Regions from separate parts of the Mus musculus genome. Here regions 1, 3, 4, 5, 6 and 7 are each linked to region 2. The links are chromatin loops, found by intact Hi-C in ENCODE. Cell type or tissue: gastrocnemius. All regions are shown on one strand.

The links. Hi-C counts contacts between places; a loop is a spot of excess contacts. Peaks named below come from ENCODE experiments on the same cell type or tissue, not always from the same donor. Only the 100,000 strongest peaks of a DNase experiment are listed, where the experiment ranks them.
Region 1: it touches region 2 in a loop (9-fold over the local background); 2 of 42 quality-filtered maps call a loop at or near these places.
Region 3: it touches region 2 in a loop (7-fold over the local background); 4 of 42 quality-filtered maps call a loop at or near these places.
Region 4: a loop joins it to region 2, with 2.7 times the contacts of the local background. A loop is called at or near these places in 11 of 42 quality-filtered maps.
Region 5: a loop joins it to region 2, with 6 times the contacts of the local background. A loop is called at or near these places in 10 of 42 quality-filtered maps.
Region 6: it touches region 2 in a loop (6-fold over the local background); 7 of 42 quality-filtered maps call a loop at or near these places.
Region 7: it touches region 2 in a loop (13-fold over the local background); 23 of 42 quality-filtered maps call a loop at or near these places.

What each region holds. Positions count from the first base shown.
Region 1 is chr11:35,999,649-36,003,648 of GRCm38, reverse strand. All of the region lies in intron 1 of Gm42072 (a long non-coding RNA gene), which reads right to left. Among named protein-coding and RNA genes, the nearest start is that of Gm42072, 3.8 kb to the right of the region's middle. In gastrocnemius, a CTCF peak has its summit at 2,146 (motif pointing right); DNase peaks (open chromatin) are centred at 1,789, 2,166 and 2,823; H3K4me3 peaks cover 330 bases.
Region 2 is chr11:35,117,206-35,121,205 of GRCm38, reverse strand. No RefSeq gene overlaps it. Among named protein-coding and RNA genes, the nearest start is that of Slit3, 2.2 kb to the left of the region's middle. In gastrocnemius, CTCF peaks have their summits at 271 and 1,623 (motif pointing left); DNase peaks (open chromatin) are centred at 107 and 1,612; H3K4me3 peaks cover 645 bases; H3K27ac peaks cover 875 bases.
Region 3 is chr11:34,845,746-34,849,745 of GRCm38, reverse strand. No RefSeq gene overlaps it. Among named protein-coding and RNA genes, the nearest start is that of Gm22022, 5.4 kb to the right of the region's middle. In gastrocnemius, no CTCF peak of the experiment used is centred here; no DNase peak of the experiment used is centred here; H3K27ac peaks cover 633 bases.
Region 4 is chr11:35,665,206-35,669,205 of GRCm38, reverse strand. All of the region lies in intron 26 of Slit3 (slit guidance ligand 3), which reads right to left. The region is part of intron 2 of Gm46278 (a long non-coding RNA gene); the gene reads left to right. Among named protein-coding and RNA genes, the nearest start is that of Gm46278, 9.4 kb to the left of the region's middle. In gastrocnemius, a CTCF peak has its summit at 1,624 (motif pointing right); DNase peaks (open chromatin) are centred at 253, 876 and 1,613.
Region 5 is chr11:35,449,543-35,453,542 of GRCm38, reverse strand. All of the region lies in intron 4 of Slit3 (slit guidance ligand 3), which reads right to left. Among named protein-coding and RNA genes, the nearest start is that of Gm39705, 93 kb to the left of the region's middle. In gastrocnemius, CTCF peaks have their summits at 941 and 1,751 (motif pointing right); DNase peaks (open chromatin) are centred at 930 and 1,744.
Region 6 is chr11:35,686,813-35,690,812 of GRCm38, reverse strand. It overlaps Slit3 (slit guidance ligand 3), which reads right to left. Exons shown (of 36, transcript NM_011412.3): 32 at 2,130-2,260. Among named protein-coding and RNA genes, the nearest start is that of Gm46278, 12 kb to the right of the region's middle. In gastrocnemius, no CTCF peak of the experiment used is centred here; a DNase peak (open chromatin) is centred at 2,105.
Region 7 is chr11:35,405,729-35,409,728 of GRCm38, reverse strand. All of the region lies in intron 4 of Slit3 (slit guidance ligand 3), which reads right to left. Among named protein-coding and RNA genes, the nearest start is that of Gm46277, 120 kb to the right of the region's middle. In gastrocnemius, a CTCF peak has its summit at 1,942 (motif pointing right); DNase peaks (open chromatin) are centred at 1,683 and 1,901; H3K27ac peaks cover 649 bases.

The DNA.
Region 1 (4,000 bases), 880 kb before region 2:
AAGCAAGCCTGGCTGGCTGAAAAGTCCCTTACCTCTCCTCAAGCTAGGACAATGATTGATGGAGGGTCCTGGAGCCCAATGGTTCTCTAAGGATAGACACTGTGACATCAGCATGCCTGGGGACCAGTTCTGATAACTGCCCACTAAATGTAGAAATGAGGCTGGAGATGTGGCTCAGTGGTGTACAGCACCTGCCTAACTAACCTATGCTAGACCCTGGGTTCCATCCTCAGAATTCCAAAAGGGGACAAAAAGTGTGGAAAGTGGCCAAGTGGTAGTGATCACCTTTAGACCTGGCATTCTGGAAGCAGAGACAGGCAAATCTCTTTGAGTTCAAGGTCAACCTGGTCTATAACCAAGTTCCAGGCCATCCAGGGAGACGTGGTGAGACTGTCTTTAAAAAAAAAAAATTAGTGTGAGGGAGGGAGGACTGGAGAGAGATGGTCCAGTGGTTACAGAACTCGGCTACTCTTCCAGGGAACCCTGGTTCAATTCCTAGTATCCACAGAGCAATATTTCTAATCCCAAGGGATACAATGCCCTCTTCTGGCCTCTTCGGATACTGAACACATATGGTCCACACGCATATAGGCAGGCAAAACACCAAATTAATATTTTAAACTGTAGAAACCAGAAAAAGTTACAGGTACCAATTAGATAAAAAGTATTAGCTGCTTAAAGAGACAACTCAATACAAATTAACACCCCATCAAAAAAAGCCCATTTCACTTAGTAGTGTTACTGCTTCAGGGGTGAGCCACCTGAGGGTTAAATGAAACGCGGTAAACACTTAATATTACTTGTTGTTTGGGTTTTTTTTTTATCATATTTGTTCCAAGCACAGGTTTGGGTTTTTTTGTTTTTGTTTGGTTTGGTTTGGTTTGGTTTGGTTTTTTTGAAGAGTGGGGAGGGGAGCTCTCATGCAGCAGCTAGGCAGGATTAGGGGATTGGGACTTCACCCCCCCCCACACACACACACACACACACACCCCCCGCACATTGTGTGTCACCTTGTCAAGAGCCCCTCCCCTCCCACCCTCCCAGGTCCAGGCAGCTGCAGCAAGTGCTTTCAGCATCTGACCCGTGTTCACGGCCTTAAGGGATTGTCAGAAAGAGTGACATTTAGAAGGTCGAGGGTCTCAGCAACTTGAAGTCTGCCTGTCCGACTAGGCGGAATCAGCTCGAGCATTTATCCATTTATCGACATCCCGAGTCACCAGGCACGGCTCGTCCCCGGCACTGTCAGAAGTGGACGATGCAAAGATGAATAAAACTTGCCCAGAAAGCGCTCCGTCAGGGGTGAGACGAACTCCCAAGACAGTCGTGGGATACAGTGGGGTCAGAGCTGGTGGGAAAGTTGACAGACTAGAGCAAGAAGCCCTGAGAAGACCCTGTTGTCTCCATGGACATCTAATCTAGACACCAGCCGACAAGGCCAGGAAATGAGATGATGCTAAAATGAGTCAGAGTCCTCACAAATGGAGAGAGTACAAGTAGATCGCCTGAAGGTAGGAAGGCTACAGAGGGGCTAGCTGTGACATCACATGAGGGAGATGTAGCGCAGGAATAGAAGTTTGCCCGGCAAGCACAAAGGCCCTGGGTTTCACCTCAGCACCAGGGAACGAGATGCAGGAATCATCTGGGAGCCTTTGACAGAAGCCCCTAGGCCCATTTAGTCAGGATTTCTCTAAATTAGAAGCCAGGTGTAGAGCCCCTGGGCATCTTCACTTGCCAGCAGCATGAGGGACAGAATTAAAAACCGGAGGGGCGGGACGCAGATAAATTCCTCCTCACTCCGCGGGCGGAAGGAACAGGCGTGAGACTCGGGCTAGGAGCTGAGCTAGGAGTTGGTGACAGTGTCCAAAGAGTTGAACTAAAAAGCAGGAAATCTGCTAAGACCTTGCTCTGGGTCCTTCACCTTCTCCAGCCCCTAGAGGAAAGGACACTCACTATTCAGGAGGCGGACGAGGTGGGGGACTATTAATAAGGACTGTTCTGCTCCGTCCTGCGCACACCCAGGCCCCACATTGAATGCTGAGACAGCTAGGCAGCCTTGTTCTGTTCCCGCAGCCCTCGCCACTTCAAATGCTGTCTACATCTATTCTCCAACGCCGCGCTTTCCCAAGCCGTGAGCTCCTCCCTTTGGCCACCAGATGGCAGACTTTCCCGCTAAATCTTGCTAGGCTCTCTGTTTGCCGAGAGAGGCTTTCCAACTCAGGGGTGAGCTACAAGACTCTGGATAGGGAGAAGCCCGGTTGCATAGCAGCCAGGAAACAGACCGACCGATTCTCCTTGCCGCTTCTCAAGCACCAGCCGGGTACATTCCCAAACGTCCTTCGCATCCCTAGTCGTGACCTCACTTTTTCTCGTTCCTAAAATAAATATAAAAGCATTGCGGTAGTCTCGGCACTTAGAGGTGAAGGAGCAACAGACAGGGAATTCAAAGCCAACCTGGGCTATGTGTGAGAAAGTATGAAGAGGAAGCTTCGGTTGAAATTCCAGTTGCACCCCCCTCTCCAGCTAAGTCTGAGCACTTTCCCCAACTTCTTCTCTAAGAAGTGGAGATAAGAACACCTCACCCTAGCACCCTGCGGTTTAAAAAAAAAAAAAAAAAAAAAAACTTGTACAAGGAAGCCGCTGGCTAGTGCTTTGTAGCAAGCTATTTTCAGCCTTCTTAAAAAGATCGCTGGCTCTCCACCCACCTTAGATTTAGTGAGGCGTTACCTCCAACCTCTCTCCCCTTCCCTCCTCTGCCTCTTCTCCCTCTGAGCCCAATCCCAGGGGGATGTAAAAATGACCTCATGCATTCACAGACCCTGTCATTCAAATTAGCTGACCTCATTTGAACCTCCCACACACTGGGGGGCAGATGAGGAAACTGGCCTAGAGAGGCCACTAACAGAGTAAACCCCACAGGCAGAGCCCACCCCTCCATAGCCGGATCTGTCTCCTGCTATTGGTAACTATCTCTGACCTGCAGGGTTGGCCACTCCCTCCAGAAGCCCTTATCTCGGCCTTATCTCCCACAAAAGCTGTTTTTATCCTGAGGTGAGAGCCCTTGGCCTGATGAAATCTGTTGTGTTTACAAATGACAGGAATTAGACAAATTCCTGTTGTAAAAAAAATTTTAAGAGAGGATGAAGGCTAGAAACAGACCCCAAAGGGTATCACGGTATTAACCAAGAGATTTGTGCTCATCAGTGACGGAACCTGAATTTAAAGGAACACTAGGAAGGCACGAGCATGGCTGATTTCAGGCATGGGAGGTTCTAGGGCTGAAAGGAAGTCCACAAGGTGCCATCTTGACTCCAACACTCATGTGGCCTTTTTCTCCCAGAGAGGTTTCCTCCACGTATTGCTTCATCCCAAGTCTGCATCCTTACCAGCAACCATGGCAACAGCAGAGAGACCCTGCTCCTCCCTCTGTTGCTAGGAAGACCTTTAATTGTCTGGTTGCAATTGGTGAGAAATGGGAGGACTCCCAGGAGGATCACTGCCTAGGTAACACACAGGGGCTGCAGACTCACTCCTGGTCCTTTCTGTCCCGGTAGGGCTGGACACATTTGGGTGCTCAAGAAAAGGAGGTGGGCGCTGGGGGAGTAGGGATGGAGACACAAACCAGCCATTCAGGAGCGGGGGCACTGTCACCTGGCTACACGATAGTGGAGGAGCTATGAAAAAAAGGCAGGACCCTGGCTCAGCCTCGCTGGGCATAGAGTGAAAAGGAGAGGCTTTGCAAGCATAAGCTGCAGCAAACTGGAATAGCCCAAAAGGCAGCCGGCAAAGCTTCCCAGCAAACCTCAACCCACATGCCCTTAGCACGCCCTTTCTCCCTGTCCTCTGGGAAGGGAAGGCAGGAAGTCTACACTCAACACTAGCCAGAGGAGCTTGTCCCCTGGACAGGTCCGTGTCATCTTGGTGTGACAGGAAGTCCTCCATTCTTTTCTTCTGAATCTGGCTCTCCTTCACACTTTTGGGAGGCATGCTGACCTGTCTCTGT
Region 2 (4,000 bases):
GGAGCACCGTGCCCCGGGAAGTCCGGCTCAGGGCTGGGCTGCGGAGCACAGAGGCGGCTGGGGCACGGAGTGGTCCGGAGAGCTAGCCGGCGCTCGCTTTCTCCATTCACTGAGCAGGGTAGACACCGGAGACGCGGGGCCCGGCCCCTCCCGCCCCCCTCCCAAAACACCAGCTCCGCCTCCCATTGGCTGCGCTGAGCGTCACGTCGACTAAGTTGGGAACTTTGCTGGAGCAACCAAGAGCCTGTAGGGAGGAGGCAGCAGGGGAGCTAGAGAGACCCAACTGGGAAGGAAAGGGACTTGGCCAGCCCGGGCCGCCAGGAAAGAAACATTGAAATTCATTTATTCTTGGGAGCCAAGAACTGATAAACCTCGTGGCTTCATTTTTTTTTTTTAATTCAGTCACCGAGCTGGATACAGAATACCCACATGGGAGCATCAGAAACTAGGCTTCATGTTTTAGGTGAAAGAGTCAAAGTTGGACTAAGTGAAATGATTATCCGAGACCATACAGCTACTAGGCATTCTGTACCCTGACACATTTATCCGTGGAAACTTTGCCCCTACCCTAATTAGTGTTCACAGCTAAGGCCAACAACTATTTCCTAGAGGACTTACAGATTAGAGAACACTACACAGACACACAGTCACAGTCAGTCAGTCAGTCAGTCAGTCAGTCTGTCTGTCTATCTCTCTGTCTCTCTCTCTCTCTGTAGTAAATGTAAGAACTTGGACCCCGGTATTGACACCATCACTTCATCTGCTTCCTGTCTAGGGGACTAAGGGGCAATCATGTCACCTGCGGACCTTTATTTCCTTATTTCAAGGTGCCACCGTTCTGACAGACTTCCCTTGCACATCAAAGAAAAGAACGTGATTTTATAAAATAGTGCAGTAGCATGCAAGGGACCTATTCCCCATCCCCCTCCTCCCCAGCCTTGCCTTCATTCTGCCAGTGCCTGCTCTAAATTGGCTGGTCTGAGCTTTTCCAGATGCCGGTGGGGAAGGGCCATGTTACAGGCTCCATACATACTTGTAGGAATGATGTTGTTTGTTTGTTTGAAGGGAAGGGGCAGGAACTGGAGGAAATATTGCCCAGACTTCCTTGAGATCCTCTTGTACTGGAAAGGTCTGAAATAGCCTTGGTTTTACACACACACACACACACACACACACACACACACACACACACACTACACCCCCCCACACCCCTATACTCTTAACTATAAAACACATGCACTTTCACACACAAAAAATATGCAGTCACATACAGAGAAGAACATGTATGTTCACATACCACTAACCACTATGCGCCTGAGAACTCTCTTTTCCCTCATATGAATGCTACTCAGATTCTTCTATTTTCCTTAAAGGAAACTTTTAGCTACTTGACTACACACTGTAAATATATAGCTGAGGTGCAAATTTTATTTTATTATAGCTAGCATATTTTCAGAGACTTAGCTCTAAGGACTCAATTGCCCCCCAGCTCCCCCCCCCCACCCCCACACACTTATACCCCAACCCCAGCACACACGTGAGATTCAGTTCTCTGCTGTTATTCTTGGGAACTGTTTCTGCCCAGCTGCTGCCGCCATCGCCCTCTGGTGGCCAGAAAAGAGCTAGGCTCTGCTTCCGATGGTGACTTCAGCATTAAAGAACTCCAAACATGCCTTTGCCTCAGTCCTCCAAAGCTTTCCTACAAACCTTGAACCAATTTAGTACCAGGGCTGAGGCAGATGAGAGAGGACCGGGCAAGGTCCCAAGGGCACAAAAGCATCTCAGACTGTCTGGAACAGCAAAGAGCGGGGTTGTCTTTGTTTGCTGAAATGCATGCATACTAAAAGCATGCTCTGCAGCCCTGCAGCCTGGACCTGGGTGGGTTCTCTGAGCACAGTGGTAAGCCTCTGTGTTTCTATTTAAGCTGCATGGGAGTTTGAGAGCCTACTGGATCTTTAAATGACTTCTCGGGCATTGAAATATGCTACTTCCTCAGAGAAGGCCCCTAAAACAGACCACAGATCATGGGAGTTCTTCAGAATCAGTCATCTTTAAGTACTGGGCAAGTGAAATAGACATGCGTACACAGACGAGCAGGGTGCACAGAGACCTGCATTTCTTGGGCAGAGACACCCTTAGAAATCACCTAATCTGGGTGTTTTACATCCACTGTCTTCTGGCAATGGCTGGGTCTAACATGTGTCTTCTTAGGGGACAGGGTTTCCCCAGCAACGACTAGGGTGTTCTTTACTCTGCCCCTTCTTGGAGATTCGCTGCAGGTTTGCTGACTTTAGTTTTCCAGTTAACTCCTTCTGGTGCTCACAAAAAGCTTTCCTGGAATGTAAGCTCAGAATCTCAAATACAAAACGCACCTCTTGTCTCTTCCTAAGGAGAAAAGAGAATCAGAGAGGTAGGCTTCCGTGCAAAGTTACCCAGCTAATTAGTGAGAGGTTGTGGAGCAGGGCCCATGGTTGCATTTCAGCCTCTGCCTACCTCTGAGGCATCTTCACAATGTGTCAGTCTCCTCGCGAAAGAATTCGCCAGCCTCGCTGCTGAAGTCTGGGTAAGTCATTAGGGGTCAAGCTGTTGGGTAGAATTTTCTATGCCCATATGCCAAAGATAACTTTTCATTCTGTGGAACGATTTTCGGTGTTCTGCAAACGCCTCCTTAGCCAACTTTTTAAAAAAAAATTCCCTTTTCTTTTCCAGTCTTTAAAACCAAACATCCACCTATCCCCTGAAGAAAACCCACTTTAGGCCTCTCCTTCGCCTCTTCTGTCTCTCTACTGGACCACCACAGTCAGATGACATTTTTTTCTGGTTGCAAGCAATATATAATAACAGTAGCTTGTGGGGATCATGAAAACACTATGCTCGATTAAAGCCTTGGGTAGCACAAAAGAAATCTAAGAAGAAAAGAGAAAAGGGTTTCAAGGACTAGCTCCAAGGTAAGAGGTCATAAACATGTTTCCAAATTCCCAGTAAGGCTCCAATTGTGGACTGGTTTGGACTGGTTATGTAATCACTCTTCTCACCAGAAAAGACAAGAAGCAATGGGTACCATTTCTGTATAAACTCCACTTGGTTGGCAGGGAGGAAGGAGCTCTTCTGTCAAAGGCGACACAGTGAGGTTGTTAGCCGGAAGGTGTCAGGGATGTGAGAAGGCAGTAGGCCTACAAGTGTCTCCTCTGGACAGCTACTCAGTTCCCACTCCTGTCTGGTCCTCTTGCAGCTGGCCCCGCCTAGTCTGTAGTCCTCCAACAGGAACATGGACTCTAGGTTCAGGTATAACTGTTGATCTCTTTGGCTCCCACATATATTACTTTGTTGTTTTACTTCACTGTTTAATTGTTTTGGCTTTGCCAAGCCATCTTTGGTCCTGAAGATCCAAGAGTGTTTCTAAGATGCAGGTCTGAAATGCGATCTGCTCTCCCAGCAAATATGTCAGCTCTTTCATGCATGCTAGCTGCTGTCTTTGTCTCAGTCTCCCTCCCTCCCTCCCTGCCTCCCTCCCTCCCTCCCTCTCTCACTCTCTGTGTGTTTCTCTCTCCCCCTCTCTGTCTCTGTCCTTCTCTCCCTCTCTGTCTCTATGTCTCTGTGCCTCTGTTTCTGTCCCTCTCTGTCTCTCTCTGTGTCTCTGTCTCTGTCTCTCTATCTCTTTCTCTCTCCCCCACCCCCACCCCTCAGGCCCACTCAGCACTTCCCCCAAGAACATCCTTTTCTGATCTTCTGTCTTCTATCTCTGGCCCAGATTCAGCTTGTCTATCAGTTCCTCCAGGAACCATTGATGGTCCACACTCTTAGATTCTCCAGGACAGTGACCCTGCCTCATCCATTGCTCCCAACATCTTTTTTAAGTGCCATGCATATGAAGAGATATGCGGAATTAACTTGCAAATGCTCAGTGCCTACAGGTGTAAGGAAACCTTTGAAGACTGCTGAATGAGTGATTGTGTCAACAGTCTTCCCAATTAGCAGGCTTATTTGGCATCCTGTGACA
Region 3 (4,000 bases), 270 kb after region 2:
AAGACTCTCAGACTCAGTTTGGGGGACAATGGAGCAATACTGTAATCTAATCTTGCTTCACAGCAGGGACGGCAAATTCAAATGCATATAGGAACCCATGCACGCAATCTAATTTTCTCCTGACATCTTACTCACCTCACTGAAGGAGCAAGCCCAAATATAACCGAGGAGGCAGCAGTGAGCGAACTGGAAAAACTGCATGGAGCGCAATAGCAAGAGCCAGTAAACTACTGTCACAATAACCACAGGCAATGGAGTAGAATTAAAAACTATACCGAGCTTTTGAAAATAAACTGGAAACATAGACTCTGTGTGCACATTCCCAGTTTTCTAATTTTGCTCAAAGATTCTTCTCTCCCTTGCATTGTGAATGGGGAATAGAACGGTGTGAGGTTACTATTTTGTCTCAATTTACATAAAATAAATACTCAACTCCATTTCCTGTAAGACAAATCACATAGATTACATTGAAACATGAAGTAAAAATAACAAGCCAATCTGGGAAGGGAGGATTACCTGTCCATTGTCCTAAAACAATGTATTTACATCTGAGAAGACGGATTTTAGAAGCTTTGGCAAATCACTTCAGTTTTGGTCGTCTATGAATATTAAGCACTCTAAATGATAGATAGTTGGACTGTCTTCTCTGGGTGTGCACAGACATGCACCTCTTTGCTTTTCAGAGTTGGCATGCTAAATGTTTTATTAATGCACGCAACTTTCCTGAACTGAATTGAGGTTGAGCAATCACCCCAGGTTCAGAATGATAAGGTGGCAATTGTCTTGTGGTCAGAGCTGTGGCACTGGAGCTGGAAGCTCTGGGTACAGCCATAGCCCAGATGCAGGACAAAGGTCTTCACCAATTCTTACACTCCACCTACATGCACAACAAGACCTCGCTTCTCCTGCACCTCTTAAGAATACGAAAGTAGAAGCATTCATGGGGGATTTCAAACTTATGTTTAATTTTCAAAGCTGATCTTTTGCAGGGGGTGAGGTGTTGGGGGGAGGTTATGCTAGTGACTAAACCTAGGTCCACACTAAGCCTGCACTCCATCCCTGCCTTATTATATACCACCATTAGTTGGAAGGGGATAAACTCTAACATAGGCTCCAACCCTGAATAACACAAAGCTCTCCCCAACATCAGCCCAGCCGCCAACCTTCCCAAGGGAAACCCATGCTCTCCTGCTAACTACTGTGAGCACATACATGAAAACAGAGGACGCTGGTTAAATTCGATTTTTAGGTAGGTGGTAAATTTGTATTATCCATTCCAAATATTGTGCGGAAGCACTTATAAATACACAAAACAAACTTGATAGAGCTGTATTTTATCGAACAAGCCTTCACCATGGGTTCTTATGAAGTTACTGATTAACAAGAATTTGAATCGTGTATAGAGCTCTTAACTGCCAGAAAATGCTAAGGGACTCACATCGCACTACTTTTTAAAATGATCTGAGGATGAGGTGATTCTCCACTAGCTGATAGTAGAAGTCACCTGGGGAAGCAGCTCAATATTTTTTGATGTGCCCCTCATGTGATGAATCAGAATGGGACTTTTTGTAAGGACAATGCTGATGAACAGCTAGGCTGAGAGCCGCTGAGCTACAGAGGCAACGGAGCTCAATGACGTGGTAGAGCATGCGTGGTTGCTTCGGTGTAAAGTTCTCAGACTCTGCCGCACATTGAATTCATGGAGGGATTTGCAAAACTTACTGATGTCTGGAAGATTCAGATTTAATTAGTACTGGGTATAGTCTGTAGGCATCAGGAGTTGCAAACTCTCTAGTTAAGGTATTTTTAAGATGCAGCAAGGTTTGGAAAGCACTCTTTTGGGATGAGAGCTGACTAATGACTTTTGTGGGAGTAGAAGTGAAGCCCAAACTTCTAACCAAATTAAGAAACAAATGAGATATTACTTTTCAAGCCTGTTCACCTACATTGGCTGGAAGACTCAAATTTTATGAATGGGGTGTCACTGTTGAGGATTTTAACCTGGCTCTGTTTGCAGGATGCATGTTAATCCCTTTCCAGGAATTCTGGGGTGCAAATCATAGTTACACAGATCTTTCCACAGCAAAGCACCTTGAGTCACATGTAGTGATGGCCATATAACAATGTCTGTGATTGAACACAGGTACAACAGAGGGCCCACACGTTTAGAAAAGAACTGAACAAGCATAGTCACGGAGTACTGCAGCCAGCGTAAGGCCACAGTGATGCATTACTCATGTGTCTGTAGTGATGCTGGGGAAACCAAACCCATTCTGTCTGTCATATAAATGTATCACACATCCAATGATGCACAGTGCTTCATACGTGATAATAATAGATGATCATGTCTTGGTTTATGTATTTACTATACTACACTATAGTGGTTGAAATAGGTTTTGCCCCCATAGATCTATGTGTTTGAATGCTTGGGACATGGGGAGTGCTACTATTAGGAGGTGTGGCCTTATAGGAGGAAGTATGGCCTTGTTGGAAGCAGTGTGTTACTAAGTAGATGGGCTTTAAGTTCTCCTATGTTCACGTTCTGCCCAGTGTGGAATAAAGTCTCCTCCTGGCTGCCTTGGGGGACACAGTCCCCTTCTGCTGCCTTCAGATCAATATGTAGAACTCTTGGCTCCTCCAGAACCATGTCTGCCTGCATGCTGCCATGTTTCCTGCTATGATGACAATATACTCCAAAACTGTAAGCCAGCCCCAGTTAAATGTTGTCCTTTATAAGAGTTGCCTTGGTTATGTTGTCTCTTCACAGCAAACTAAGGCATACACTTTCTATAAGTAGTTTGGACTGCACTCCTATTCATTAAATAACAATGATGACAATAACAGCAGGTGTTGCAGAGCTGGTTACACATACACATACACACACACACACACACACACACACACACACACACACACGGGGAGTGGGGGGGGAGACCAACTACTACTGGGCTGGAGAGATGTCTCAGCAATTAAGAACCTCTTCCAGAGGTCCTGAGTTCAATTTCCAGCAACCTCATGGTGGCTCATGACCATCTATAAAGCCATCTGATGCCCTCCTCTGGCATGCAGGTATACATGCAGATAGAACACTCCTACATTTAAAAAACTCATAAATACATACATACATACATACATACATACATACATAAATACATAAATATTTTAAAACCTAACAACTACTGTTCAAGAATGGGTGTGGCTTGGTGGATTCACCAACCTAGCACATACAAAGCTCTTGTTTCAGTCACCAGCACTGAAAATGAAAGTGTTTGGAAGTTACTGAAGCGCAGACACGCTTTAGACTGCCCACAGCACTACGCATCACCGGCTTCCCCTGCCCTCCCTCTTCCTGAGATAGGCTCTCATTAAATAACTCAGGTAGGCTTAGACCTTGTAAATCTCCTGCTTTGGTTCCCCGAGTGCTGATACCATAGGCATTTTTTTAAAACCATTGACCTTCCCTGTTTACATCATGAAAGCGCATCGCAGGATTGAGCTGGGGGATGCAAGTTGCATAACTGCATTCTCTGGTGTTCGTGCAGTGGCACAACTGACACAGTTCTCGGAAGGTGTTTACATTGCTAAACAGTTCATGACCATGGAGTAAAGAAAACTTGAAAACTACACACTGACTTAACCAGACGCCATGCTGCATTCCCGGGTGGAGACGGAACCAAGAGGGAGATCTCAGCACCAGACGGACAGGAAAAGAGGACAATGTCAGCCTCCAGCCCCACTCCTAGAAGACAAAGCACCACTCGAGCATTGCAAACGTAAATGCAGTGATAAGGGACAGTGGCCGTTCTCGCAAATTGCTAAATGCACACGGATCCTGGAACAGTTTGTCCTCTAACATTTAAAAGCTTACTCGCCCCCAAGAGATTTCTTAGCCCTGAGCTAACACAGAGCAAAAGGAGCATAACTTTAGTGCCAAAAGCTCACACGTCTGAATTTGCCAAGAGCATGCACTGTGGGAGGATGTGGGCCCTTCCCCCAGCTG
Region 4 (4,000 bases), 550 kb before region 2:
CCATGGCTCCTGCTTCTCTCTTGGGACACAGACCCTATACTTGGGACATGGATCCTGTACTCTCTTGGGACATGCAAGCTGTACTTTGTAGGACCCAGTAGCACCAGGGCTGGGGAGGGGGTAGCTGCTGTATATAGTTTTGAGCCATGGGTTCAGTGACTTGAGTGCATGCCAGGCCAGGGTGATCATGGTAGCCTTCCCACTGCCACTGCCACCTGCTCACCATCTGCCTGAGAAGAGCCTGTCCCATCTTCTGTTGCTGCCAGTGTCTATGGCTGGGACAGTGACTATGCATGGGACTGGGGGTTCTTGGCTGTGTGCTTATTGCCAGCTGAGCCTGAGGCGTAGGGCCAGGATAGCCTCCACTGTGGGCCCAGAGGTATCCTCCCACTCTCTTGCCTGTAGGAGCCTCAGGCCCCTCTCCAGTAGCTGGAAGGCTGAGTCCCTGTCTGTCTGGTTCTTTATATGAGTCCATCCCCCACACAGAGGTTTCTGAGAGGGGAGAGTGAGAGGAAATGTGTGCTTTGAGGAGCTATCTGGCTCCCCCCCCCCCCCATGCCACAGTGACTCAGGGCCCGCTTTCTGAAAGCCGGTGTCTGGAATGGAAAGTGTAATAGGAATTCTCACTCACGGTATTGAGCACGTTCTCCAGGCTTCAAGCTAAGTGTTTTATATTCATGATCACATATAATGTTCCCAAGAACCCTGTGAGATTAGTACAATTGTCATTACACTCCCTTTTATCAGATAGGGAAGGCAGACTTGGAAAAGAAGGAAATAGGCCTGAGACTTCACAGCAGTTAGTGAAACAGGCGGCCAACAGATGAGCCCAGACGGCTGAGTACATATTCAGCACCAGGCACCTCTATGCTGGACCATTTGGTCTGCTCCTCTGAAAACCTGGGCTCTGGAGTGGAGTGGACTGGAGCTGAGTCTAGGCAGGCAGCTACATGCCGTAAGGAAATGACTGGTCCTTGTTGACCTTGTTTTTATGTCCCATGAAATAGGAGTGAGGTAGAGTATGACTAATCCAGGAATTCAAAGTACAATGACACATTTGGGTGCTGATACACCAGAAGTGGAAAAAAATTCTACCCTTGACTTCAGGTCATGGTCCAAATGAGGGTATAGTAAAAATGCCTTCAATGACAGCCTATGTATATATATAAACCAGGTTAATTTCATTATTAGATTTGGGTTCTGTTTCCTAGATATCTTTGAGTGTGACTGTGTGTGAGAGCATGTGTGTGAGAGAGTGTGTGTGAGTGTGTGTGTGTATGGTGTATGCCACAGTGCAATTGTGGAGGTTAGTGGATAACATTGTGGAGTTAGTCCTTTTATCCCTCCTTTACAATGTGGTGGTTTGAATACATTTGGCTCCCAGGTGTTTAAACGCTTGGCACATGGGAGTGACACTATTAGGAGGTGTGGCTTTACTGAAATAGGCATGGCCTTGTTGGAGGAAGTGTGTTACTGTGTAAGTGGACTTTGAGGCTTCCTATGCTCAGGTTCTGCCCAGTGAGGAAGAGACTCTCTTCCTAGTTGCCTGCATAGGGCAGTCTCCTCCTGGCTGCCTGCAGAGGGCAGTCCCCTCCTGGCTGCCTGCAGAGGGCAGTCCCCTCCTGGCTGCCTGCAGAGGGCAGTCCCCTCCTGGCGGCCTGCAGAGGGCAGTCTCCTCCTGGCAGCCTTTGGATCAAGATACAGAGATCTCAACTCCTCAAGCACCATGTCTACCTGCTTCCCGCCATGATGATAATGAACTGAACCTCTGAAACTGTAAGCCAGCCCCAACTAATGTCCTTTATAAGACTTGCCTTGGTTATAGTGTCTCTTGGCACCAACGGATATCCTAAGATCCATGGGTTCTGGATATCCAAGTTATGTCACTACATTTGTGTGGTAAGTGCCTTTGCCCATGGAGTTAACTCAGTGGCCCGTCTCTTACTGGGACCTGAGTCTTGACCACTTGTCTAGGCAGGCTGATCAACAAGCTCTAACCATATGACTGCCTCTGATGCCCAGTTCTGAGATGATAAGTTAGCATCATGATGCCTGGCTTTGTCATGGGTTCTGGGACCCACACTCAGGTCTTCAGCCCCAAGATAGTTTAGTATGCACATGCAAGTATTATAAGATCCAGAAACATCTGAAATCTGAGATGCTTCTGGTCTCAAGCATTTCATATAAGGGATGCTTAATCTCTATTTGCCCCAAGCGGAATGAATTACCATTGTAAATCACATTACTTTCAAGGTACCTCTTAGGCGATGCAGCCCCGTAAGAAAGTGGCAGTGATGACCATGACTAGGGTCTGAGGCAGGGCTGGGTATGCTAGATAGTTCAGGGATACATGCATGCATGATAGTGGTACTATAGAGATAATTATGAAGAGAAGAATAAGAGAACCTCAAAAAGGATCCAATGGGACCCCCACCCCACCCCCGCCAGCCCTGGCCTGTATACTCTGATGTTCTTGCAAAGTAACACTTGGCTTAGGCAGAATCCCCATTCCCATCCCTATACCAAGGGTGGTGTGGTATGTAGGATCTCATTTAGACCTTCCGGCTGAGCCCAGAGATCTAGGAGGTATTTCCACTGCTTGAAAACATGGTAATTGGGACTTCGGATGACGATTTCTGTCACTTACACATCCGTGAAAAGCAATCACCATTTCCAACGTGTGTCTAATTAGCCCAATTCAATTCTCTTCTGCTGCATTTTGTTCAAATCTACTCGAACCGGGATGTTCTTTTGTCCTCTTCCCTCTGTTCTCCATCCCACCCTATGTCCCCTCTCTGACAGAATCTGGGCTAGTGGCTTCCTTTAAACGAGCCTAGGAGCAGCTCCCTCACTGGAATCTCTGCGTCGTCAGATGGGGTGTGGGGCCACTCAGGGACCTTGTTATTCAAAGTGTGGTCCTTGGACTAGTAGCCTGGGCAGCCCCTGGGAGCTTGTTATATACACCATCTCAGGCCTGACCCCAGCTCTCAGAAATCAGAGCCGACATCTTAATAAGATTCCTGGGTGCATACAGGCTTGGGAAGTCCTTCTTGGAGGCACTGAACATGTGCGTGAAGCCCAGTGGTAGAGAAAAAAAATCAGGTATATTTTATTTTTTTAAAATTCCAGAATAGTGGCAAGATTGTTAGCCACGTGGCATGTTTGCTGACCCTGGCACTGGGGTAGGCGAAGGGCACATGCGATGCGTTTTTAGCCTTGTTACAGCTAGGCTGGAGGGCTCGAGAGTTTCCTTTTACAGGTGGAAGGGCAAGGTTTAGGGAGAGCCAGTCACTAGGGTAGACCAGGCTGGGTTCTGTTTTTAGCTTTGTGCTAAGGTTCGGTGCTTTGTAAGTGGTAGAGCGTGGGTAAGCCCTAGCATTTACAAATCTTAGTTGACCTTTCAAATGAGGATAAAGACTGATGTCTCTGGATGATTAAGCATGCTGAGATAATACAGTCCAATTACTTCATTCAAGCCTTGCAGAAGACCAACAGCAATGGCATCCTTAGACAACTCTGGTTTCCCAAGGCAGTGTAGCAACATATATGAAAATCCTTGACACTTGTGAACCGAGTTCCAAATAAAAAGCAGCAGTGTACCATAGGCTAATCTCACTCTCCAGTATGAGGGATGGAGCAGCTTGCAAGAGGGAAGGTAAAGATGGGGATGTGTCAGCTTATCACGTACTTCCCATACAGTGGGTCCTCTCCTAGGTATACTGCACACATCACTGACCACACATCAATTTCTCCCAACCTGTGGGATGTGTCCTGGTGTCGGGGATGAGAAGGCTGAGGTGAAGTCACTGGTCATGGACAACGCTGCAATCCACACATGCGTCTCTGTAATTCCAGAGCCTGAGACTCCTTCCCCTCCACTGAACACATATGCACAGGGCTCACTGGATCTGCAGTTGAGCAATCTCTGTGCTTGGACTCTAGGCTACACTTAAGGCTTAGGGACAGATGGTTTAAAAAGGAGTCCTTGGGCTTTCTTGTT
Region 5 (4,000 bases), 330 kb before region 2:
AAGGGATACCAAAGGCTTCTAGATGGGTGGCCATCAATGAGGCTGGAGAAATACAGGCACACTAGGCTGGCCTCAATTAGGTGTGACTTATCTTGTGCTAGCCCCCTGCCTGGAGTCCTAGGCACATGCCTTTCTTATCATAGGTTCTAAGTTTGTTCTTGGTTATTCCACACATATCAACATGGAGATAGCACAAAAAGGGCTCACTGCCTGCTTTTAGGCTAAGCTTGGGTGCTTCCTCCCTACACATGTACCTGTGACTTTGTGAGGAGGTAGTGGCGTTTCACAGAAACCCAGAACCAGGAAGAAAAGAAAGGGGACTTTGGGTCCACCAATCTCAGCCCCATCTCCCGATTTGCTCTAATCTCAGGTCTTGCGTTTATTTTCACAAGTGGATTAGAAGCAAGAGTTCTCTCCCCGGCTGTCAATTTGGCTGGCTGTCTGCTTTCGAAGGCCTTGTTGGGCCTCACCTGTTAAGCCTTGTTCTCACTGAATTCTTATAGCAAAGCAACAGGGCTGGGGTAAAACCATCTCTCCATGTTCCCTTTGCTTGTTTATAGCAAGTGTGGGATTGGGATCTGGCTCCTTGCTCTGAACACAATGAATACTGGCCTGCAAATTCCTCTTGCTGCCAGCTTGGAGCTCTTTGTCCAGGAGGGTGTATGAACCGCAAAGGAGGGCCTCAGCCCCTCCCAGTTATCCAGGCCTTAGCTTCTTTGTACTAGAGAGTCATACAGTCTGGTATTGCCATCAGGTTTGAACACAGGTCCAGGATTTTGAGTCCTGACCACGCCCCCCCCCCCAGGTGCCTGCAGACTAGGCTTGTCCTGCATTTTCCTGGGTGCCTTCTCTAGCCCCAAGGGTGGCAGCTTCTAAGGAGGGTTTTTCATAGTCCCAGAAGCGCTCCCGGGCGTTGCTCACACAGCACAACAGTGACATCCAGGGGAGAGGCTGGGTGATGGCAGGGACTGCAGCCCACAGATCTGGGGGCTGATTGGTTTATAAGCACATGGACCTTGAATCATTAGGGTGCAGGCATCTGGGGGCCTGTTAGCCAGCCCAGTGATTGGCTGAGGTCTTTCTACACTGGTCGCAATCCTTCAGTGTGCTTAGTTGAAGACTTGGGGGTGAGCATCTCCACCCGGTTAGCATCTTCACCCAGACCACACTGAACCCCAGCAGTACCCCCTGATCTCCTCATAAAATCTCCGTTCACAGAGCTTTTTTTTTTTTTTTTTAATCAGGTGGAGAAAAAAATTTCTGGAGCTGAAAAATGAGTGTTATCCTTCCCTTAAAAAAAATGGTTTCATTTATAAGCAAATGGCTAAAGCTTTCTTCATGTCACTAATAGTTTAAAACTTACACGCTCCATGCCATTCCATTGGGTTTGACCTACATTATGAAGAGTAAGGACACAGAACAGAGAAGCAAAGAACAAGGGGAATTATGCCCCGGAGCATGCACATGTGAAACATGCAAGTGTTTAAACATCTAAACAGAAACCAGGGACAGCATGAATGGAGAGGTTGCAAGAGCGGTGTAACATGAGAGGAAACAGACCCTGGCCTCCACTGCTGCCCCTTCTGCATGGGGAGGCTTTGAGCAAATGCTGCCCATTAGAGCCATGCTCTGCAGTGTCCTCTCCGCAGACTCTGGTCCTGGATGCTCCTTGGGTCCCTCTGGAGCTGCTGCTGACAGCCTGGGTGTCCGCCTTCCACTCCCACGGGCCCCTGCTCATTCCTCTCTTTGGCCAGCAGGTGGCAGCCTGGAGATGCTGCAGAAGGCTGGCCCAAAGAGGAAACAGGAAAGGAGAATCTGACAGGGGTGCTGGTGGTTTTAAGAGTCACCTCTGTCCTGACTGAGATTAGCTCAGGGGTTTAGAGTTTGAACCAGAACTGGTTTGGGACTGGATGTCAACCAGGAGGGCTGAGCAATAGAAAAGGAATTAAGAAGTAATCACTTTGGGGAAAGAGGCCAGAGGGAAAGTGCCCTGAAAACTGTTGTCCATCGCTTGGGTAAAGGAGCAAGTGGCCAAGTGATACACCCCGCCCCCACATACACACACACTCCTCTTCCTGACCAGATTCCTTTGTCACCTGCACATCATATTGCTCTGCACAGGTCCTGACACAGAGTTGGATAACACTATGGATGCCAATCACTATCTGACCTGTAGTTATGATGAAGGGAGGGCATTGGAGCCTTAAGGTGAGCTATAGAACTCTGGATGTAAAGAAGAGTCAGAAAAGAAAGATGCTCAACTGGGAGCAGGCAGATAGGATCCAGCTGCAGTTGAATGCAGAGCCAGAGCCTGTGGGCGCTACAGTTAAAAGCAAAGTGGTGGGAGTACTGTCCTCTGAACACCTCAGACATCATCTTGGCTCTGGGCATACTTTATGGTCTATCTGAAATATATTTAGGTATGTGTGTATGCATAGGGGGGATGTCTTCTCTCTCTGGATATTTTCAAGCAAAAGAAAGTCTGGGGGGAAAGGTTTGGAGAACTAATTTGTTGCAAGAGCCAGCAAGGCTAAGAATTAACCTTTTTCCCCTCCCCCTCTTAGTAGATTTTTCTCCTGCTGGCTCTAGGGAAACCACCTAACATGAGCCTAATACATACAACACACCTTGAAAAGACTGTTTTGTCCAGAACAGAGAAGGCCCGAGCTCTGTTATTTAAGGGAGCTGTGAGTTATTGTTGTTTCTTCTGTGGTGTCTCAAAGGAACCTGCAAATACCACAAGCTCTGCTCAAATGAGCTCAGGGTCCACTGTAGGGACCGAGGGGGAAGACCCAGTGCTTGGTTCTGCCTGGACACCTGATGGATCAATTTGGATTTATCTTTCTGGGCTGAGGAGGAAAGAGGCAGTCCATAGGCGTTTCCAGTCCTATGAACAGTGCAGACACCTCTCACTCCAAACTGTCTGGGTCAGAATTCTCTGGGGATCAAGCTAGCTTCTGTGCTTTGAAGACGCATTTTGGGAAAATCTCACCGTCAGAATCAGGGTTCCCTTCACTGAGAATGTTCCCAGGCTCCTATACAATCTCACTTGTAAATCTTCAGGAACCTGCCTGTGTCTGAGTAAGCGAAGGCTTTCTCTCAAATGTCCCCAGGAAGGCCAGGAAGTCATGAGGACCAGAGCGTGTCATGATAAATAGAAAGGGACAGGGACTTCACCAAAGTCTCCAAACTGTGCCACACTCAGATGGCTCCATGCACCCCAGTCCCAGGAGCAGATCAAAGAGATGACCCTGGCCCATGAAAGCGAATCCACCATCTGGAGAAAGATTACAATCACACCCCTTCAAAAGCATATTAGACACAAAATGGACTGAGACAGGTAAGGATACAATTAAATGTGCCGGAGTTGGGAATGAGCCATCTCTAGGTTAGGTCCAGAGGCTTAAGAATAAGGCAGGTTGCCCTCAAATTCCTCATGAGGATAAAGCATTAGATGGCTCTTGCTGTCGTGTAGATGTTTGCCTCTCCCACCAAATCCACAGGTTGAAACCTAATCGTCAGAGTTACAGGATTTGGAAATGAGACCTTTGTGGGTTCGTAAAGGTGGACTCCTTCTAAATGAGTTGAGTGGCCTTACAGAAAGGACTCTAGAAAGCTTCCCTGTTCCTTGTCCTGTGTGAGAATATAGCCTGGAAGGTGTCATCCACAAAACACGATTCAGGCAGGTCCTTGCTACACACAGCACCATCTGGAGGCATGACTGTGGACCTCCCAGATTTCAGAGCTGTGAAAAAGATGTGTCTCTCCTTAGAAGTTACCAAGTCTATGTATGGTATTTTGTTATACCATCCCCAGTCCATTAAGCCAAATAGAGGATGAAAATGGTTGCTTAAAGTTGTTAAGGTTTTAGTTCACAGGTTACACAGTCTCTGTTACCAGGACTCAGTGCTATGGTAGCCTGTTCATGAGGGTGCCTGACTATTCTGATAACACCTGATTTAAGACAGCAGGCACTGGGACAGATCTGACCCAGGATCTT
Region 6 (4,000 bases), 570 kb before region 2:
TCTCTCCCCATCTTCCACTGTGAGCCTTCTGCTCTGGTTGGTACTCTTGTCTTTGCTACAGTCCCGACCAACACAGCCGCCTACTTGTTCTCTCTATGCATGCAAGTGTCTCCCTTCAAGATCCAACTCTCACACATAAAGCCCTGCTTCTGAAATGTATGCACCAAGCTGGATTTGGTGGCAGATGCCTTTAATCCCAGTATTCCAGAGGCAGAGAGGCAGAGAGGCAGAGAGGCAGAGAGGCAGAGAGGCAGAGAGGCAGAGAGGCAGAGAGGCAGAGAGGCAGAGAGGCAGAGAGGCAGAGAGGCAGAGAGGCAGAGAGGGAGAGAGGCAGAGAGGCAGAGAGGCAGAGAGGCAGAGAGGCAGAGGATAGATCTCTGGGTGTTCAAGGCTAGCCTGGTCTACGTAGTGAGTTTCAGGCCAGCTGGGGCTACACAGGAAGGCCTTATCTCAATTCTTTTCTTTTCTTTCCTCTTCTTCTCATGCATGAGAGTCACCTGAAGGATTCCTTAAACACAGATTTGTTGTCCCCTCCCTGGTAGCTTCAGATTCATTTCTTCTGGGGAAAGGACTGAAAAAATGTGTATTTCTGTATTTTTACCACATTACTAGGTGTCGTCACCTCAGGGACTACACTCTGCTCTCAGAATCACTGATTCCTTCTTCCCTTGCTTCCATCTCCCACCCTACCATGTGTGGGCATATGTGTGTGTGTGTGTGTGTGTGTATGTGTGTGTGTGTGTCTGTGTGTGATATGAAGACTGGATTCAGGGGCTGCATGCAAGTTAGATAAACACCCTTCTACTGAGCTATACCCTCCAGCTCAGACTGCTGTTTGGTTATTTAGCTTTTTTGAAGCAGGGTAGCCCTTGCTGTTCTGGAACTCACTATGTAGACCAGGCTGGCCCCAAACTCACAGAGATTCGCACATACTTCTTAGCCTGTGGAGCACTGGAACTAAAGGCCTTCACTACTGTCACCAGCTCATCCCTCTGGCTTTAACCAAGACTTTTCAAACTGGATTTGCTAGAGGAGACACAGAGGCCTGGGCCTGAGCAGGGTAATTCTACCTTGTAGATGAGGACTGTCTAAATACTGAAAACTTATGGGCACCACGGGGTTTCTGACTCTGGAAAGTTATCTTGGATGAGGGATGCTCACTGCGTCCTTTACTAAACAGCAGGACACATTTAGAGTGAGTGAGCCTGTCTGTATGAGGTGGCTCTCAGGTCAGGCTGGAGAGAGTGATAGGCCTAGTGTCGGCTTACAGTGGCACACGAGGGAACCACTGCACAGCAGTCATGTCAAACTACATGCTCCAGTCTGCTGTCTAAGGTGTCTCCTAAAAGCTTGCATGTGTAAGGCTTGGTCCAGAGTCTGTGGTGCGGCTGGGAGGTGGTGGAACCTTCAGGACATAGGGTCTATGTGAAAAGCCCTCTGCTCACTGAGGGGCATAGGCTGAAGGGAATGATGAGACCCCGGGCTCCTCTTCTCTCTTTGCTTTTCAGCTGCCATGAAGTGAGGAGCTTACTCTAATACATGCTTCCCACCATGATGAGAAAGTCAAAGCAACGAAGCCAAATGACCATGGACTGAAATCTCTAGAACTGTGAGCCAAGAGAAACCTTCCCTCTTTATAAGTTGGTTGCCTCTGGCATTTTGTTACAGCTGTAGCAAGCTGCCCAACCTACAGGGTGACTTAAAGAGACTTAGGTGTAGGAAGCACTGTCTTTCAGGACAGTTTGAAAGTCATTTAAGCATAGTCCTGTTCCCTGGGTGCTCTTGAATTTCCTCTCCTTGAATTGCATGCTAATCGTCCTGCTTTCTTTCTTAAACTAATAAAAGATTAGGATGACATTTTGAAAAGGGCACCTCATTAAGCAGCCTCATCTCCATTGGAGCACCTGGCTCCATGCACAGTAGCCAGCTGGCCATTTATCTTATGGTAATGAGGTGTCATCTCCCACATGGGCCTGCCTTCCTTTCCTGCTTCTGCCTCCAGTAGCACCTTTCTCCCTCCCACCTGCCACTGTGTGAGAGCTGTGTCTGTGTGGGACAGGAGGCCCCAGAGTCACCTGGTATCTGCTCTGTAGGAACGGATCCTGTGGCCAAGAGGGGGAGGTCTTTACCTGTACACCGTGGTTGGAGGGGAGCTCAGGCTGTCATACACCAGCCTCACGTGGCCCTGGTACAGCTCCAGTGCCAAGGGGTCATTGTCTCCCTTGTAAAGAAGGATGCCATTGTCCTTGTCAGTCGCCACCTGGGGAGAGCAATCAGGGTGTGTGGGTTAGGACTTACCCAAGCTCCAACCTCACCTGACCCATGCCTAGCACCCTCTTCAGATGGCTGCCTTGGAGCATAGAGCAGATTAGAATTCAAATCCATGTCTCTTTCCCCATCTGGCCTTTCAAGTGCAGAAGGCAAGTCTCAAGTCTATACTCCAGCAAATGCTAGCTGAGCTAATTGCTTAGACAAATATGCATTGAGCAGTACTGTGTGCTGTAACATCAGGGTCACTGACCCCTCCAGGGTGCTCAGGTCCTGAGCACCCCTTACATAGAAGAGTATCTACGTTGAAGCCCTGTGCTCCTCCCATGTGCTTTCCATTAGCTCCAGATGAAGGCCGATACCTGAGACGGACAAAACCCGCTATGGTAATAGTTGTCATGCATGTGGTGACTGTCATGCTCTACCATTTGAGACTGTGACGTAACCTTGTCATCTACAAACTCATGCCGGAGAACTGTGCAATCAGCTTATAAAAGAATTCACAAATAAAAACATCTCACGTTTTAAATAAGCTTCTGATTTTGTCTGGATCATATTCATAGCTGTCATTGGCTACACATGGCCAGAGGGCTGTGGGCTGGACGTATCGGCAGGGGCTCAGTGTGTCCATACGTGTTTAGTATAGTGGCAGTTTTCTTTAAAATGTTTATGATCTGTGGCTGTGCATGTGTGTGTGTGTGTGTGTGTGTGTGTGTGTGTAAACTGGGCTGGTTGTATCTATGCACATCCAAGGCCCCAGTCCTAATCTGATTCTTCCACTAGGATACGATGTGATCCAACAAAGTACCGCCTCCTTTGAAGCCTGTCTCTCAGTATCAAACATATAATAGTTGTAAACAAAGGCTAAAGACCAGAGCGTACATCAGTGTATCCTACGAAGCAAGCAATGTGTTCAGAGCCAACTGGGGGAATCTGAACAATACCATTGTCTGGGCTTCACCCCAGAGCAAGTCAGTTCTAGCCTTTGTGGGCAAACATACTTTGAAAGCTCTACAGGGGATTCTGGGAGAGAATTCTAGGATTGCTGCTGAGGCTGGAAGCCAGGCTTTCGTACAAGCTGCCCTGCTGGCCAGCTGGCTCCTGGGTGAGTCTCCGCGGGATGGGCACAGGTACATCCCATTTGGGTGTCTGGAACACTGCGGGGCTGTTCTGGTGGGGAAGGAAGAGAGCAGGAAGGGTGGTGGCTTCCTAACTGTGCCAGCATCCACCCCGACGGTGCAGCCCTGCCCATTGGTCAGGCTCTGCAGGGAGAGGATCCTCTTGTGGATCTTCAGCCCCAGGGTCTGGAGCATGGCCCACTGTGTATAGGTGCCCAAGATAATTACAGATTAATAGTTACAGGTGCTGAGTAATTACAGAAGCTCCAGATTCAATCACTTGGCTAGGGTCACAGAGCCCTTGTGTGTGTCCAGGAGCACCCAGCAAATGCCTGGGCTACTAATTGTCCTGGGCCTAAGCTGTTGAGAAAACAACTTGGTTCATGCTAAATGCTTTCCCATTCCCTGACTGTGTCCTGCTTGCCTGTGCCTCTATGCCTTTGCAAATGCAGATCTCTTAGCTAGCTCCTCTCTGGCCCATGCCTTTGCTTGGTCACCCCAGTCTCTTATCCTACTCCCCAGAATTTAGGCAAAGTCCTCCATAAGCTTTGGATCTGGCTTAGCTCTTGCTTGCATCTGGCCAGCTTTCTCTGATTCCTCCCTCTAGGCCAGGA
Region 7 (4,000 bases), 290 kb before region 2:
CCAGTATGGCGCGCCATCCATAAAGGCAAAGCTGTCAGCAGAGGACTGCTCCTGTGAAGCATTCTGAACAACACGCCCTGTCCTCACAAAGCAAACGTGACTTTAACAATTTTCATGCGAGGTGTGGACAAGGAGACTTTTCAAAAGACGCACACTTGGTTCCATGATCACTGGAAACTTTTTCCGAGTCCCGGTCTTTTTTAGATTCTCCCGATGTACCCCGGGATGGTCCTAGACTCCACGCTGTTCAAGTCTATACTGTGCAACAAGAGGAAAAACAAATGTATAAACTCCATGTGCCAGGTAAGGAAAGTGTGGGTGAGAGAGAACTGACCTGCCTGAGGCTGGTAGTCTGGGAAGGACCCCCTACTGGAACAAGGGCAAGCGAATACCTGGGCTGCTATGGTTACTCCTCTCAAGTCCATCCCCCTTCTCTCCATGGAGATGGAAAGGTGGGTCCCAACCCTCACAGGTGGCAGGAAGTGTCTCTATCTCTCTCTCTGATATCTATTCTATTTTATGTATATGATTATTTATATGTGTTTTCCCTGCATGTATATATACCTCGTGTGTGCCTGCTGCCCTAAGGGTCAGAGGAGGGCATCTGATCCCCCTAGAACTAGAGTTATGGCTGGCTTAGCCATCATGTTTGTGCTGGGAGGGAACCTGAGCAGCCAATGTCCCTAACCACTGAGCTGCCTCTCCAGTTCCTCCCGCTTCCTCTGTTTCTGTTGTTTTCTAATACTGTGGGTAGAGTTTAGAGCCTCACGAATACTAGACGAGTACTCTACTAGTTAACTAGACCCCCCCCCCACCACACACACACTTCATTTCACTTTTTATTTTTGAGAAAGGGTCTCGATAAGTTGTCCATGTTGACCTTGAACTCTGTCTGTACCAAAGGCAAGCCTTGAACTTGTCATCCTCAGGTTTCTGCCTATAAAGCCAGAGTTTGGAATTACTGGATGATGCCACCATCCCTGTCATGGGGAGGAGACTTTCAACACAAATACCAGCCAGATCACCAACACTGAGACCCTCGCCTTCTGTGTCCTTGAGCTGCCCCAACTTCAAACACCTTCCCTTACTGCCTCTCACCGACAGACTGAGGATGGCTCTTTCCACCAAAAGCAACTGTTTTCCCTCAAGCTGTGAGTCCCTTTTTTATTATGGCGGCCACCTCTCTTTGGCTGTTTCCTCCTATATGTAATGGGGTTATCCGAACGCACAGTTCACAGAACTTCCACCAATAAATCAAAAGTGGATTGAATGCTTCACAAGTGTTAAGTCAACAGCCACACAGGTACTCGTTGCTGCTAGAAGACGCAGTCTACAGTGTAAGGACTTTGAGCACACTGTCCACCGGCCTCCCGTTCCTAGCTGTTTTCGGGTTCCTACTCATGCCTCACTGGCTACTTCATAACTTGTCTCCTCCATTAACCTTTACCTCAGCAGAGGATCCTATTTCTCCCTCTCTGCTCTGGGTTCCACACCTTGGATTCTGGATTCTCTCCTGATGCACCCATCCATCCTTTAAATTAGTCAGGCTTACCTCTTCCAGAAGAGCTGGCTCCCGCAGGCCATCCCATCCCCCCCTTTTCCATTTGTGATGGTTCCCCTCCAGTATGCCTGGTGTGGAGGCCAAGGGCTTTACGGCCAACCAACTCAGGTTTGAGATCTGGCTCTGTGCCAGGTCACTGTGAAAGAGTAACTTAGCTCCAGCCTCAGCTTCTATATGTGTGAACTTTGTGGCAATCGTAATGTTTAGGGCTGGAGAGGTGCGGCAAGTCCAGGAGCATTATCCTGGTCCACAGGGGAAGCCAGGCCCTGGACAATATAATTGAGTCTTTGCACAAGCACTGAGCTCATTGCCTTCCCTACTGATTGTTGCCTGAGGCGATTCCCATCTCTGTGCTTTCCTCTACTTTCCCACATGCCTGCTTAGGGCCACACGGTGGCAGCCTATCCAAGACAGAGGAAGCTTCTGGTTGCAGAATAGAGATAAAAGTGACTTGAATACGAATATATATATATATATATATATTCACCCAGATACTTATTTTTAATTTTCCTCTTTTGGTGGTGAGTGTCGGGGATTATTCATCCTTTCCCACAGGTTCCTGTCACATGTGTGGGAGCTTCCTACCTGTACACGTTAACCAGAAGCAGAGTGAATCAGCCCAGGGCTTCACGGTGTTATCTTTGAGAAACATGGCTTATATATTTACCCCTCTTACTGGAATAGTTATCCCAACAGTCAGACTCCAGCAGGAAGCCCACTGGGTGTGGCGCCCGTGTTAAGGTGTCAGGAAGTCTGATGTCTCTAAAGTGACCATCTTGTCTGAAAACTTTACTGGGAATGAAAAATCCTTATGTCCTGGGAAACCTCCCAGTCCCAGGCAAATGTGGATGTTTGGCTTCAGGACGTAGGTGCTGCACTCCTCTAAACTTGGTGTGTGGTTCTTCCATTCTCAGCGACACAGGCACACAAAATGCTCAACGTTTGAAAGGATCACAGACAACATTCTGATTTCAAGGCATGGGGTGAACAGACTAGGCTTGCCCATCGTGCTGGATTGGTGGGGGAGAGATCGAGAACTCTGTGCCCTATCCTCAGCTCTTTCCCAGGTCTCTCTATCTCCTTGGCACGAAAGAAGGAGGGGTGTGTCTTGGGTTTCTAGACATTACCGCAAAGGGGCTCCCAGAACACAGTGACCCAGAGCAGTCTGTGAGGAAGCAGACGATCTCACTTGAAGGAAACTTTCAGCCTACTATTTACAGACAGTTAAGGTACTCTGCAGTCCACACGCTGTCTAGTTGAGGACTCTTTGGACAGAAAGCTACACAAGTACCGTGATGTCAGGTCGGAAGACAATCGCTTGGGATATCCTTAGGGCCAGTGAGAATCAAGCGAATAATGTGGAGCCAGGGCTGCCTTTCTGGAATGGGCCTCCTAAAGAAGTCAGGGATTTCTCTAGGACCCCCCCTAATGCTCTCCCCACTTCCAACTTCCAGCTGCCTGCCCTCACAGTTCACTTTAGCCTGACAACCTTTCTGCATGTCTCTTTTGTGAACAAATCCTGCTGGAGCAAACTCTTGCTTGCCAAACTAATGGACATTTACATTGCCAAAGCCCCGAGCCCAGGAGGCTGCAAGACACACCACTGCATTCAGGGGTTTTATTAGAAAGCTCTCCTGAAAACAGGAAAGCTTTGGAAAACACCGAGGAAGAATGGCCCTTTGACAAAGCCAGGGAGAGCAGGCAAATCCAGGCATGAATGAATAAGCTAAGTATGTATCTTTAAGAAATGGTCTTTTGTTGTTGTTGTTTTGGGTCTACAAAAAAAATCTAACAAAACTCTTGTTAGAGAGGGAAACTTTTAAAAAACTGCCTTTCCAAAACAAACTCCACAGGGAGTAAAAATAACTGCAAGAGAGGAAGGAACCAGCTCAAGTCACTCTTGAGCCAGACAGAATTACAAACTTGGGGGCAGCAAACTGCTCAGAGGATAGCAGCAAGGGCTTTCCAGTCTTCAGGGGACTGTGTGCACTTGTAATTAGAGAGGACACAAGACAGTGAGGGGTGACAAGTCTCAGCTAACCTCCCGCCTGTGCTCTGGTTAGAGGCATTCTGTATACGAGGCTCTGTATGCTAACCAAGCTGGGCAAACACGAGAAGAAGTAATGATAGGACAAGCAGACCTTCACTTCCGACTAAGCCTCCTAAACCCAGCTGAAATCTCCAATCTGGACTGCACTGAGTGACTGTGTGAAGCCACAGTGGAAATAGCCACACCAGAGTTTCCGTGATGGGCTGGTGTACTAAAATACTATCAAAATCCTTTCATCCTGTGTATATAAAGCATAAATGAATTATATCTTTATAGACTTAGGCCCTGACCCAAGACATCTCATGTATAGGCAAAGATTCCAAAATTTGTCCCCATTGCAAATCCCAACCTATGCCAATCTCAAGCACTCTGCACAAGGGATACTCCGT